Regions from separate parts of the Homo sapiens genome. Here region 1 is linked to region 2. A link is a contact called in ENCODE Hi-C or POLR2A ChIA-PET data. All regions are on one chromosome and are shown on one strand. Each heading gives the region's core, a stretch centred on a gene start or an enhancer-like site at or near the end of the contact. The rest is flanking DNA. Distances are from core to core; before and after follow the strand shown.

The links. Hi-C counts contacts between places; a loop is a spot of excess contacts on that map. ChIA-PET counts read pairs that join two places held with the same protein, here RNA polymerase II (POLR2A). Pooled maps may share reads with other maps.
Region 1: a map of heart right ventricle shows a loop between it and region 2 (1.8-fold over the local background). The contact joins the enhancer-like site here to the promoter of CT70 in region 2. A Hi-C loop is called at or near these places in 17 of 168 maps with a recorded cell type or tissue (CD14-positive monocyte, CD4-positive, alpha-beta T cell, Caco-2 and 11 more), 2 of 37 single-sample maps with no recorded cell type and 20 of 50 pooled maps. POLR2A ChIA-PET finds 5 or more read pairs at or near these places in 11 of 52 experiments (A549, B cell, BJ and 8 more).

The regions. Positions count from the first base shown.
Region 1 is chr9:105,040,449-105,047,881 of GRCh38, reverse strand. No RefSeq gene overlaps it. Among named protein-coding and RNA genes, the nearest start is that of CT70, 52 kb to the right of the region's middle. Within about 2 kb of position 3,271, at least 3 of the 41 ENCODE cell types and tissues checked have a DNase peak (open chromatin) inside an H3K27ac peak, as active enhancers do; they include adrenal gland and heart right ventricle, where a contact is called at or near this core.
Region 2 is chr9:104,988,709-104,996,123 of GRCh38, reverse strand. CT70 (cancer/testis associated transcript 70) reads left to right here and starts at 4,329. Exons shown (of 4, transcript NR_184160.1): 1 at 4,329-4,438; 2 at 4,821-5,307. RefSeq lists enhancers at 1,636-2,464, 3,980-5,179 and a silencer at 4,776-5,045.

The sequences.
Region 1 (7,433 bases), core at 2,022-4,521, 53 kb before region 2:
TGTGACTCAGAGTGAGTTCAGATGTGTGGTTTCAGGGACCATCAATTGTCATGTTGGAAACACTTGTCCTGTGGACTTTGGATGTTGGGGAATGGTAAATATTGAGACAAAATATATGGAATATGAGAGTTAATGTTCTAAGCAAGTCAACCTTTGAAAAAAATTTAGACTCACCAAGAACAGATAAAAGCGTTCAAGAGACAGAACAAAAGAAAGAATCAGAAAGATTATTGGGTAGGTCCAATGTTGTTGTTTCTTCTCTGTCAAGAATAAGGATATTCTGACTAAAAAGACTGGCACAAACTAATTAAAGAGATGAAATCTTCTCAGAGGGGAGAAATGAGGTAACAGCTGTCTGGACTTTGTCTCTTGGCCTAAACAAATCACTCTTCAAGCTATCACTATGTTTGCTAGTAAGATCACAGGATTGCTGCTGATAATCTCAAGGACTGATGAAAAATAGGAATCATACTGGAGTACTAAGGATGGACAAATGCCTTGATTTTTAGGAAATACAATTAATTTTTCCCTCCCTGTTTCACCCACTATGGATTCATGAGCTTGGCACCAGTCCTAGGCAAAATTCCATAAGAGATTATTCTACTAATGGCTTATGAGTGCTTACAAATTAAGCAGCAATCCCTCTAAGCCAGTAGCATTTCAGTAAAACAGGTCATGCTAGAGTAATCTAATTTCCTTTTTTGATTAAGGCCATTAGACTGGTTGAGCAGATATGTGGAGTGAGCACAGAATATCTGGATGACAGCCAGACATGTCTCATGTGACATTATTGAATGCAAAATGTGGAAAGAGAGGCTGGATACAGGTATCATGTGGTGGCTTCATAATTATACCCAGTGGATACCAATTAATGAATGGAAAGTGATATGGAAGCAAGCCCCTTGTGGCTGCTGCAGGGCATTAGTCTTGGGCCTGTGCCTGTCCGTACTTTATTTTTATTAGCATATACCAGGTCAAGCAATGGATGTGCCATATCCTTTGCTCTTTGGGGAGCTCCTTGGTCCACAGACTTTTAGGAAGAGATAGATATAGTTAGCCATAGTTTGTGCCAGGTGACCCAAAATTCCAGGGTACGGCTTATTAGACACATTGCCTCAGGGATATATTTCATGGTATTGAAAGAACTTGTAGATCTGGCCCCTGGCTACCTCTCTAGTCTCATTTTTTTCTGTCCCCTTCCCCATGCTTCTAGCATTTCGTCATACCAACTCACAGTACTGTGCATACACCATGTCGTTTTATGCCCCCTTCATTTTGCCTTTTCTTGTCTCTGACTGGAATGCCTTCCTTTCTCTTCTACCTACTTCTTGATCTGTCTGACAAGCTCCTACTCATCATTCAAGACTCAACAAAAGACTGTGTGTGGTGGCCCACACCTGTAATTCTAGCACTTTGGCAGGACGAGGCAAGAGGATCACTTGAGCCAAGAGTTCAAGATCAGCTTCGGCAACACAATGAGACCTCGTTGCTACAAAAAAATAAAATTAACCAGGCATGGTGGTGCCTACTTGTCTCAGCTACTGGGAGGGCTGAGGTGGGAGGATCGCTTGAGTCCGGGAGGTGGAGGTTGCAGTGAGCCGAGATCATACTGCTGTACCCTAGCCTGGGCCACAGAGTGAAACCCTATCTCAAAAAAAAAAAAAAAAAAAGTCCACAAAAAAAACTAGCCAGGGCATGGTGACATGTACCTGTAGTCCCAGTGACTCAGGAGGCTGAGGTGGGAGGGTTGCTTGAGGCTAGGAGGTTGAGGCTGCAGTAAGCCATAATTGTACCACTGCCCTTTGGCCTGGGCAACAGAACAAGACACTGTATCAAAAAAAAAAAAAGAAAAAAAAAAGGCTCAGCTATAGCTTCATGTCCACTGTCAAGTCTTTCTTCTCCTTCATACTTTTTCCCTACACCATTTCTAATGCATTATTCCCCATCCGAATTTTGATGCTTGTACCTACCACTGTTTTAGTAATTATCACAGTGTATTAATAACCTGTTTACTTGTCTGTCTCTCCTGCATTCTGTTCTCCACCCACACTTCCCTTCCCATATAAACACTTTCAGCTCATTGAGGACAGGGACTGGATCCCACCCAGTGCTTGGCACTTAGCGGAGACATTCAGTTAAAGAATAAATGAATAAAAATGAATGAATGAATACCTTGTATAAAAACCCATTATTCTGGCTCTTTGTTAATGAGTCTCAGCCTGCTGAGAATCACAATTACATTTCCACGTAGCCTAATCCAGCTTCCTAAAGGATTTCTTAAAAAAAAAAAAAAATACTCAACAGGAGTCCTTTTCCCTCTAGTCACCTGCCATCTCAATAAGGGCTTATAAATGCACTGGAACAGCAACAGGACTCTCATACACAAACCTCAGGACCATAACCTTGCAGAGCCCCCCAGGGATGCCAGTGCCTTGATTCACTGGGAAGTACCCAGCAAAAATCCAATTTTTCAAGGCTACCCTTCTGTAGCCTCCAAGAAGGCACATCCAAGCTTACTAGATAGCAAGAAGCATTTTTAGATCTCTTGTCTGCACTGTTGTTTTTTTGTTTGTTTGTTTGTTTTTTTGAGATAGACTCTCGCTCTGTCACCCAGGCTGGAGTGCAGTGGCATGATCTCGGCTCACTGCAACCTCCGCCTTCCGGGTTCAAGCAATTCTCCTGCCTCAGTCTCCTGAGTAGCTGGGATTACAGGCTTGCACAACCATGCTTGGCTAATTTTTGTATTCTTGGGAGAGACGGGTTTTCACCATGTTGGCCAGGCTGGTCACGAACTCCTGACCTCAAGTGATCTGCCCACCTCAGCCTCCCAAAGTGCTGGGATTATAGGCATGAGCCACCGCACCCGCCATTGTCTGCACTTTTTGAAAAGGGAATTGAGCCTCACTCATCTTATCCCTTTTCTTCTAATTGTTTCAGAAAGTACCTACCAACTTGTTTAAATGCAGCCAGATCAGGGAGACAGAAAGAATAATTCAGCCTTCCTGTTGCTGTAGGAAGAGTCTAATTATCCTGGGAGGATCTGGACCTTTAAAAAGGATGCTCTGTGGCTTAATGAAAGAATTCAAATTCAAATGGGAGCACCAAATGCAAGTCAGCAGGCATCTATGTCTGTGCCAATTATTCAGTTCTAAATAGCTAGACCAGGCAGTGTTTGTTGCAGGTTGGCCGAGATGCCTGAGTGGAAGACTGGCAGTCTGGCTTGATACCAATGCTCCTGAGCTCATTTTGGTCCCCATGTAATGGGAGTTGGCATTCAGCACACTCCAGAACGCAGGGGATGATGCCCCACTGGTGACCCTTCACACTCAAGGCTAGGACTGGCCTCCCATGGAGATTCCTGCCAAACTAGAGAGATAAAAGCCTGGAGCTCTGGAGCAGACAGACCAGTGTGTAGATCTTCAGTGTGATCATAGAGTCTGAAGGAGACTCAGACCTAATTAATCACCTTTAAAGGGGCATCCAAATTTATTAATAATGTATACATGAAGAGTTTTCTGTTTTGATCAAGGCAAGTATGAAATACTTAGAAGCTTATAATCCTTATTATATGACACTCTGGTCTGTTTGTGAAACTTTCATCTGAAGCTCTCAAAATACTTAATGGCTGATGCTTATTAATCATAATGTCATATGCTTGGGCAGAAATTTTCCTTGCGGGCTCCATGTCCTCACAATGCCCTGGCTAGAAAGCTCTAGAACTCTTGGATCCTGCCTTGTAGTCGAGAAACAAGGGTTAGAGGGCTTACTAGAGTGTGAAGATAAGTAGAAATTTCACACTTTTCTGGCTATCTCTTCAGGGTGTCTAAGGGGACGCTGCCATGAGCAAAAATCCCCCCACAGATCAAGATGGGGCATGCCTTTTGTCTGCTATGGGTCAAGCTCCCAAATTTTGGAGACAAATAGACTAGATCACACCCATTATTTTCGTCTATTTGTCATTTGAGGTTTGAAAAGGCATCTGTAGGATCTAGAGAATGGAAGGCCAAACTAAGAGAAGAGAAGGAAGTTTGTTGAATACCTTTTTTAGCCCCTACAGTCTAACAGAAGAGAATATGAGGGAATCAGGGCTTTGTGGGACCTCTTATCAGAAAGAGAATAGGGAAAAGATAAAGTTAGATCCCTGACTCACTCTGTGATGGCAATTTTGTGTGTCAACTTGGCTAGGCCACTATATCTAGCTCTTTGGTCAAATACCAGTCAAGAGATCTCTGTGAAGATATTTCTAAGATGAAATTAACATTTATATCAGTAGACTTCGAGTAAAGCAGATTACCCTCCATAAACTGGGTGGGCCTTGTCCAATCAGTTGAAGGCGTTAAGATTATGAAAAATTGAGGTCTCCTGAGAAAAAGAGAATACTGCCTCTGAACTTCCTCCTCCTCCTCCTCCCCCTCCTTCTCCCCCTCCCCCTCCTCCTCCTCCTCCTCCTTTTTTCTTCCTCTTCTTTTTTTTTTTTTTTTTTTGAGACAGGGTGTCTGTTGCCCAGGCTGGAGTGCAGTGGCACAGTCCCATGGCAACTTTTGCCACCTGGGCTCAAGTCATCCTCTGGCCTCAGCCTCTCGAGTAGCTGGGTCTATAGGCACACCACCACCATGCCTGGCTAATTTTTGTATTTTTTGTAGAGACTGGGCTTCACCATGTTCCCCAGGCTGGTCCTAAACTCCTGGACTCAAATGATCTGCCTGCCTCAGCCTCCCAAAGTGCTGGGATTACAGGCATGAGCCGTTCACCCCAGACTCCTTCTGACCCAAGCTACAACATTGATTCTTCCCTGGGTCTCCAGCCTGCCACCTGCTCTGCAGACTTTGAATTTGCCAGTCACACAACTGGCTCAATTCCTAAAATCTCTCTCTCCCTCTCTCCTCTCTCTCTCTCTCCGTATACATATCTTATTGGTTCTGTTTTTCTGGAGATCACTAACATGCAACATCATATATCAGAATAAATTGAAATGGATTAAGGAATTAAATATAAACAAATAAAAAGATAAAAGTACTAGAAGGAAATACTAACAAATATCTTGATAGGGAGTGAAGAGGGAGTGAAGGTCTTTTTAGAAAATGTCACCATAGACAGAAACCAGAAAGAGGAACACAAACAGATTTACCATGAAAATTCTATTTCTTCTAAATATCCAAAAGTACCATAAGCATATAAAAATGCAAATGACAAACTGAAGAAAATTCTCAATCTATGTATCAGACTAAAAGTGAATATATTGAGTATGCAAAGAACTGTTAAAGAATAAAACAAGCTCACCATCCTAACTTTTAAAAATGGGCAAGAACAAGAAAGTGATAAAATAAAAACAAGTGACCAACAAATATGTGGAAACTTACTTAGTAGCAAAGAAATGCAAATACAAACAAGATGTAATTGTTGCATCTTTTGCCTATCAAAAACTTAAAAGCATGCTAATATGCAATGTTAGCAATGATGTGGCAGAAGGGCCAATGTTGATGAGGTAGAAATTAGTATACCTTGATTTAGAGCTCCTTCAACTTCTATGCCTAGGTTTAACGTTGGACAAATGTGCAAAGATATTTATGCAAGTATGCTAACCCATGCAATAGTTATAACAGCATACAATTGAAAACAACCTGAATGTCCATCCATCTGGTCTTAGATAAATTATTTTAAGTCAATATAATTCAGATAATTAATATGGGCTTGTGAGTTGTATTTATTTATCCAGGCGGGTGCCCATTATTTATTAAAGAAAAACAGCAGTTACAAAAATATATGAACAGCTGGGTGCGGTATCTCAAGCCTATAATCCTAGCACTTTGGGAGGCTGAGGTGGGCGGATCACCTGAGGTCAGGAGTTTGAGACCAGCCTGACCAACATGGTGAAACCTCTTCTGTACAAAAATACAAAATTTAGCTGGGTGTGTTGGTGTGTGCCTGTAATCCCAGCTACTCGGGAGGCTGAGGCAGGAGAATCGCTTGAACCTGGGAAGGAGAGTTTGCAGTGAGCCGAGACCACACCATTGCACTCCAGCCTGGGCAACAAGAGTGAAACTCTATCTCAAAAAAAAAAAAAAAAATTATGTATATGTATATATATATATATATATATATATATATGTATATATATATGTATATATATACGTATATATATGTGTATATATATGTATATATATATGTATATATATATGTATATATATATGTGTATATATATATATGTATATATATATATATATGAACAGTAAAATCCCAGTTTTGCAAAATATATGATTTATATATGGGCATAATCTAACATTTTGAGTAGAAGAAAGCCTGGAAAGAAATAACACCAAAATGTTAACAATGGTGGGTGAACAAGTTATAGAGGACTTTAATTTGAATTTCAATTTGAGTGTGGGTATGTGGTAGGGAATGAGGAATGTTATCTGGAATTTTCTACTACAACCCTATGTTAAAAAGGTTATTTTTCTTCTTCTTCTTTTCTTTTTTTTTTGGAGACGGAGTCTCGCTCTGTCACCCAGGCTGGAGTTCAGTGGCACGATCTTGGCTCACTGCAACTTTCACCTCCTGGGTTCAAGCGATTCTCCTGCCTCAGCCTCCCAAGTAACTGGGACTAAAGGCACCCGCCACCAGGACAGGCTAATTTTTGTATTTTTAGTAGAGACGAGGTTTCACCATGTTGGCCAGGCTGGTTTCAAACTCCTGACCTCAGGTGGTCCGCCTGCCTCGGCCTCCCAAAGTGCTGGGATTACAGGCGTGAGTCACTGCACCTGGCCTTTTCTTCTTATTTTTTAGAGTACAACACGTGTGGGGTGGAGGAAGCAGCAAAGTGGGGGTGGGGTGCAACAGTAGAATTAGGGAACAAAAATTAGGGACAGTAATTTTGAGAATGTTGTAAGAGTTTAGAAACCTCTGTTCTGGTCTCATCTTTGTGATTTTTTGCCATCCTTCCATTTCCCTGACTTCATTAGAAGTAATAGTTAGGGGAAAAGGGACTTATCTGGGGGGAGCAGAAAATCAGAAGCAAAGGAGACTGCATCCTGTTCCATAACCTGTCTGACAGAGGTGAGAGTGGGAGCAGCACAAAAGAAGGGGTATAGAATCTGTAGACAGAGTAGAAAGCAGATGATCCCTGGGCCACAAGGAGGAGGGAAGGGGCTGTGCCCGATTAGGGAGGAATGGCTGCCCTAGAGGATGTGTTTTGTCCCCACCAAACTCAAGAGAGTTCAATTGCCAGTGTGGCAGTGTTGGGAGGTGGGGCTAGGGGGAGGTGCTTGGGTCATGGGGTTGGATTCTTCATGAATAGATTAAAGCCATCTTGTCTCTTGGGAGTGAGTACTCACTCCTGAGACTAGATTAGGTCCCTGGAAAGCGGGCTGTTATAAAACAAGGTTCCTCCTTATGTTTGGTCCTTTTGGCATGCTTGCTTCCCCTTCACATCTCCA
Region 2 (7,415 bases), core at 3,080-5,579:
TCGTGACTGATGAGAAAACACTCCCCATATTCTCTTCAAATTAAATTAAATTAATAGCATTTGGTACTTATCAACCCCTTTCTCCCACCCTCGCCTCTTTTTTACATATCATGTTATTAAATTCCCTTGCTATCCTTAAATTACTCATTTTATATATGCACTCATTTTATTTATTGATTGTTTTTTTGTGGTGGGGGTACTGAGTCTCACTCTTGTCGCCCAGGCAGGAGTGCAATGGCACAATCTCTGCTCACTGCTACCTCCGCCTCCCGGGTTCAAGCGATTCTCCTGCCTCAGCCTCCCAAGTAGCTAGGATTACAGGTGCCTACTACCATGCCCAGCTTATATATATATATATATATATATATATATATATATACACACACACACACACACACACACACATATATACATATATACAGACATATATACACACATATATACATATATACAAACATATATATGCATATATATACACACATATATATACACACACATATATATATGTCGTTTATTTTTTTGAGACGGAGTCTCAGTCTGTCTCCTAGGCTGGTGTGATCTCAGCTCACTGCAACCTCCACCTCCCGGGTTCAAGTGATTCTCCTGTCTCAGCCTCTTGAGTAGCTGGGACTACAGGCACGTGCCACCACACCTGGCTAATTTTTTGTATTTTTAGTAGAGATGGGGTTTCACCATATTGGCCAAGCTGGTCTCGAACTCCCAACCTTGTGATCCACCTGCCTTGGCCTCCCAAAGTGCTGGGATTACAGGCCTGAGCCACCGTGCCCAGCCCTAATTTTTATATTTTAGTAAAGATGGGGTTTCACCATGTTGGCCAGGCTGTTCTCAAACTCCTGACCTCAGGTGATCCACCCGCCTCGGCCTCCCAAAGTGCTGGGATTACAGGCATGAGCCACTGTGCCTGGCACACTCATTTTATATATGGGGAAAATGAGGATTGCTAAGATTAAGTGATGTGTTGAAATATACACCTTAACAAGGGCAGGGACTCAAACGTCGGAACTTACGTTTTCCTCACCTAGGAAGCAAAGACCATATCTTATGCACTAACCTACTTAGTGCTTCATAAAGAGCAGTAGCTCTTTTTGAATGGAATGAAAGCCTTTCCTAATGATAAAAGCCAGCAGCACAAATCACATACGAGACACCCAGAGAAGCAACTCAACAGGGAGGGGACATGGACCAGATGGACCAGGGCTTTGCTGCATCCACTTTCTGTATTTTTACTGATAACCTACTAGGGTCAGTAAATCTCTCACCAATAATTTAAAAATAAGAACTTCAGGCTGGGCACCGTGGCTCACACCTGTAATCCCAGCACTTTGGGAGGCCGAGGTGGGAGGAACACGAGGTCTGGAGTTCAAGACCAGCTTGACCAACGTGGTGAAACCCCATCTCTACTAAAAAAATACAAAAATTATCTGGGTGTAGTGGCGCACACTTGTAATCCCAACTACTCAGGAGACTAAGGCAGGAGAATTGCTTAAACCTGGGAGGCGGAGGTTGCAGTGAGCCAAGATCGTGCCACTGCCCTCCAGCCTGGGCGACAGAGCGAGACTCCATCTCAAAAAAAAAAAAAAAAAGAACTTCAAATTTCAACAGGACCATAAACTTTATCTGTGAGCTTAAGGTAGGGAAATTGCTATCCTAAAATATTTGCATCTCACACTGAAATTCTTCCCTTCCATATACTTTGATATTCTTATTCCTTTATTCAACCATTTGGGAAATAGTGATTGAGTGTTTACTATGTGTCAGGCACAATTCCAGGCACTTTATCGACCGTCATTCTCTGCCTTCATTCATTCATTCCTCTATAAAGTCACTCATTATTTAACTGTGTGTAAGGCCTGGAATTTTCCTTGTTCTACATTTTTATTGAAATTTCTCTGGGATAATTAGGGAAGAAAGGAAGAAACCTAGGGACAATTTTCCCAGCCAGCTGCAAGAACCTGTCCTATTGGGGTGTTGGGTTTAAATGCCTAGAGCAGGAAAGGAGCTGAGTCTCAGCCATGCGTTTTACTGGTTGGGTGATGTGGGGAAATCACTTACCTCCTCAGAGCCTCAGTTTCATACTCTCCAAAACGGGGGTCACACACTTACTGCATAGGGCTGTGGAGGATCATATGGGAGGGAATTCAACTACAAGTGTCAGCACAGGGCCCGGCATGGCCAAAGCTCTCAACCCTCCACGCGGTGCTGATGTAAGTTACCAAGCAGCCTTCTTCCTGCCAACACCAGCAGGCAGGCAGCTCACACAGGCATCTTGACAGCATCAGGCAGCACATGATCTCCCCTGGTCACCTCAGGAAGGCTTCAAGGCAGGGTTACATTCGGGCAAAGCGAGCCCAATTGCAGCCTTTGTCTTTATCAGCCTGAGCAGCAACACAGTCTTGGGGGACAGGGCAGTGACATTCCAATTCTCTGACGGCACACTCAAGGGAGGGGATTCTTGGAAAGAAATGAGGGTAGCGGGGGCAGACCCACTTTGCTGCAGCTTTTTCTGCTTCCCTTGCATTTCCCTTTTGGGGAATTTCCATTTGCATCTCCCTCTGTTTCCAAAGCCTCCTAGGAGAGGAGGAGAGCTGCTTCTGTTTTCTGGCCTTTGTGATTCTGAAGAGCAGCTGAGGCACCAAGGGGTTGGTGGGGTGGGAGGAGTTATGACTGCGTTCCGGTGCCCCTCCCTGGGTGATCTACTTCTTGTGTCACAGGAAACCCTGACAGGGTAGGGGGATTACATGGCTTCTACCATGCATGGAGATGGGCAAACATCCAGACATCTAGGATTGTTATGAGTGAATTTTTGTGCTCCCTTCCACCCAGTTCATAGGTTGAATGCCTAACCTCCAGTATGATGATTAGGAGGTGGGTCCTTTGGGAGGTAATTTGGTTTAGATGAGGTCATAAGGGTGGAGACCCCACGATGGGATTCATGCCTTATAAGAAGAGACTCTAGAGAGAAGTCTCTAAGAGCGTACAGTGATAAGATGGCTGTTTGCAAGCCAGAAAGTGGGGCCTCAACAGGAATCAAATCAGCCTGCACCTTGATTTTGTTCTTCCAGCATCCAGAATTATGAGAAATAAATGTCTGTTGTTTAAGTACCCAGCACGAGAAGACTAAGACAAATACTCAGAGCAGAATTTTCAAGAGAAGCAAAGCATTCCTGTCCTTTGAAGTTCCCATCTGTTTCCCAGCTATATAAACACCGCAGAGTGCATGATAAGTATGTTTGCTGCGTGAATGCAAGAACCCTCCTCTGGGAAAAGTCACAAACAAGCTACTTCACCCATTGCCTGACACAAAGGCAGCTTCCCCCTTGAATAATCTGGGATTGAAAATGAGTTCATTCAGCTATAAGCTCACCGAACGAACACCAAATTCAGCAACTGTGAGCAGTGCACTCTGTCCCTGCCCTTAATAAGTGAACAACCCAACTGTCTTCTAGAAGGGTTGATCACTTTGTAATTTTGTAATGGAAACCCTCAAAGGAGACCTCCAATAATGAGAACTTCTTTGTCTTTAGCATGGCCTGGGCCACTCACCCCATAGAGCATGAAGCTCTCATAGGTCTTCAGATTGGCGATGGGAGAACGTGACTTTGAGCTTTCAGCTTTTTATCTCTCTAAAATAGGACAGAAAATTTCAGCTCTGATATTCTCTGTGGGATTCCAGAACAACTTCCTTGAGTCTCAGTTTCCCCATCTGCAAAAAGAAAATAGTCACAGCACCTACTACCTCATAGGTTTCTGATAAGGATGGAATGAGTAATGCCTATGAGAGTGCCTTGCCAAATGTGCTACAGGTGTCGTTTGTGTGTTTTAGGGCCAAAAACCCACTTTGAAGCACGGACCCTTCATGGAAATTGCCCTTAACTGATTGGATGACCGTGGGCCAATTAAATGAACTCACAGGGCCTCAGTTTCCTCTTCCATGAGGGGTCATTTTGAGGTCTTTCAAAGGGTTGTGAGAATCAAAAGAAGGGCGCCCAGCACCACGCCCGCCGCGCACACACATGGCGTTCAGTAAGTGGTTCTCTCCCCTGCACCGCGTCTAGACCTCGTTTCTCCACAGAGAGTGGGTGGCAGGAATTTTCCAAATCGGCTCGATGTCCCCACTCCATCGCTTCATGCACTGGCCCAGGACACACCCATAGTTTGGCGAAGTGCAGACTTGGAGAAACTTGGGGGAGAACGGAACCCAAGGCCCAGCCCCGCGCACGCGCGCCGCAGCCTTCGCCCAGAGCAGCGTCTGCTAGTTACCTTTCACCTACTTCGCTGCGACTCGCCGCGCGGGGTAACTCGAGGTCAGACTCGGGGCCCCGCGCGCTTGCGCGCCGCCCGCTGCCCGCCGCCCGCCGCGGCTGGGAGTCCGGAGGTTTCATCTTGTGATGGTTTCGGTTCGGCTCTCAAATGGAGGGTGTGAGCTTTGCAGACGTGCCCTAATTCTGGGTCTGGCGGGGCGACATTGGGCCCTCTGAGCTGCCACCCTGGCCCTGACGCCCCATTACTCCTCGTTCCTTCCTCCCCCCATCTGTTGTCACGCTCTCCCTTTTCCCACAGCTGGCCCCTATTCAGCTGTGCCGATTGCCCCACATCCCTTCTTCCTGCAAAAGGCAGATGGGAAGGGAGCTCTGTCTGGCCTATTCCGGACAGAGCTCCGGGCTTCCGAGTGGAGCATGAGCCCGCGGAAGAGCCACGTGGGTGCAAACTAAATGTTCCCATTCTTGCTGGGGAGGGGCCGGACTTAAAGACCAGGTTTCAAATGAGAAGGCGCACATTTTCTGGTTTTTGTCTTCCAGATGGCTACGTTGAAGACAGCTGGGGCTGCCGCACGCCTCGGGGTTACTGTCGGGCACCCGGCGGGCGGGGCCGGCGCTGGGGCGGGGGAGGGCTTCCTCGCCCTCAGAAACCACATTCGCAGAAACGTTTTTAACTGGCAAGGTTTCGAGTTCCCAACCACAGCACCCTCAGTGATGGTTTTCAGAAGACCTTGTTAGCTCCTCTCCTCCAGAGACCCATCCTTCGCTGACATCCCACCGATTTGGGAGCAGGAAAAAACAGACTCCTGCAAAATACCTCTTCTTCCAGTGCCCTGTACCCCTCTCTACTTACTTCGAGTCCCTGCAGTCCAGCAACAACCCCAAACGAGTGAAGGGAGGAGACATAGGTTTGTCCAGGCTCTGCCACCGACGGGTGATTTGGGATGAGTCCTTCTCCAGTATCATTATCTTCAACTGTAAAACATGAGGGTTAGTCCGAATGATCTCCAAACGCTTCAGCATTAAAGTTAGGTGATGAATCCTAAGATTTTGCAGTTCTATAATGTCACATCTCCTCCGTTTCAGAGAGGGCCCGCAGGGAATCTTGTTAAGGATAACTGCCATCGAAGTTACAAGTTTGTTCTGTGATTGAAGAGTTTCAGGTCTTCTAGATTTCTTTGGCATGACGCATAACTATTTCAAGATACTAACATTTGGGCAGGGCGTGGTGGCTCAGGCCTGTAGTCCTAACACTTTGGGGGGCCGAGGCGGGCAGATCACCTGAGGGTAGGAGTTAGAGACCAGTCTGGCCAACATGGTGAAACCCCGTCTCTACTAAAAATACAAAAATTAGCCGGGCGTGGCGGTACATGCCTGTAATCCCAGCTACTCAGGAGGCTAAGGCAGAAGAATCGCTTGAATCCAGGAGGCGGAGGTTGCAGTGAGCTGAGATCACGCCACTGCACCCCAGCCTGGGCAACAGAGGGAGACTCCTTCTGAAAAAAAAAAAAAAAAAAAGATACTAACATTTAAGGTTAAGAATGTAGGTCATTTCCCCAGAGGACTAACAGACTCGAGGGCACACACCCCAAATTTTATTTCTTTGACTCTGTCATTGCCCCCAGAACAGTATATAATGTAGCCAATTGTTGTGGATTTATTGTTAATGAATAAAATAAAATTTGTGACTAGCAGGGATAGGGGTCCTATGCTGTCATTTTAATATGAATAGAGTTTTTAAAAACTCACAGATAAATGTATCACATGAGAAAAAAATACAAAGGCTGAACATAGAGCAGCAATGTTAATCTGATAAATCGTAAATAAGTGTATACATTTTAATAGAGATTAGTACAAAGACCTGTAATTAGTTTTTAAAAAAACTACCAACATCATTACAAGGACAATGGAAATAATGTACCAATAAATATGGAGCTTCCTTATATTTCTACCTTATGTAATCCTCACGATGATGCTGTGAGTTAAGTCAATACACAATTATGGTTTCCATTTTACAGAGGAAGAAACTGCAGCTTAGAGAAGTTGAGCATCTTTCTCAAGGTCATGCAGCTAGCATGTGATAGAACTGAATCCAGCCAGGCGTGGTGGCTCATGCCTGTAATCCCAGCACTTTGGGAGGCTGAGGCGGGCAGATTGCCTGAAGTCAGGAGTTCGAGACCAGCCTGGCTAACATGGTGAAACCCCATCTCTACTAAAAATACAAAAAAATTTAGCCAGGCGTGATGGCACATGCCTGTAGTCCCAGCTATTTGGGAGGCTGAGGCAGGAGAATCACTTGAACCCACGAAGTGGAGGTTGCAGTGAGCTGAGATTGCACCACCGCATTCCTGCCTGGGTGACAGAGCAAGATTCTGTCTCAAAACAAACAAACAAACAAACAAACAGAAAAACTGAATCCAGGGTTCCTAAGGCCAGATTTTCTGCTTTAGGAGAGTGCGTTTCAGTAATGGGTTTGTGTGTGTATGTGTTGGGAGTGGGGGAAGATGGGGAAGTGGAGAGATCAAATTTGTTTGGAAGTGGGAGAAGAGATGGACATTTGTAAGTATTACTATTACATCTAATGTTTGTTGAACTTTACAATGTTCCAGATACTGGGTTAGCATTATGCATGCATTAATTCATTTAATTCTTCTAACAGTTTTATGAGATAAATAGTATTGTTGTCTCTTTTAGTGCAATCAACAATACCCTTGATTAAATAAGAGAGCTGAGTTGCCTAAATTCTCATAAGAAGTGGTGAAGCAAGGATCCACCCTGGGATTGATGCCGGAACTTAAGGGGGACCTTTGTTTTAGGGGTTTCCACTGGCTGAAAGCCAGGAAAGAATCAGCAATGCAATTTGGGTTCAAGGAGCCAAAGGCACCTCAGATTTCATAACTAGAAATCCAGAGTAAAGAATATAGTGGGTGGTTTTGCTCTCCTGTGTTCTGGTCAGATCCCACCTGGAAGGCTGGGCTCAGGTCTGGGCATGGTGTACGAAGACATCTACATTAAGATGGCAGCCAGGAGAAACAGCTTGGGGTTGTCCAAGATGCAATTGGCTCCCTCAGGGAGGAGTTGCATTTGTTTCCTCTAATCTCTGTCATCACCTTGGGATATTTCAGATTCATAAGG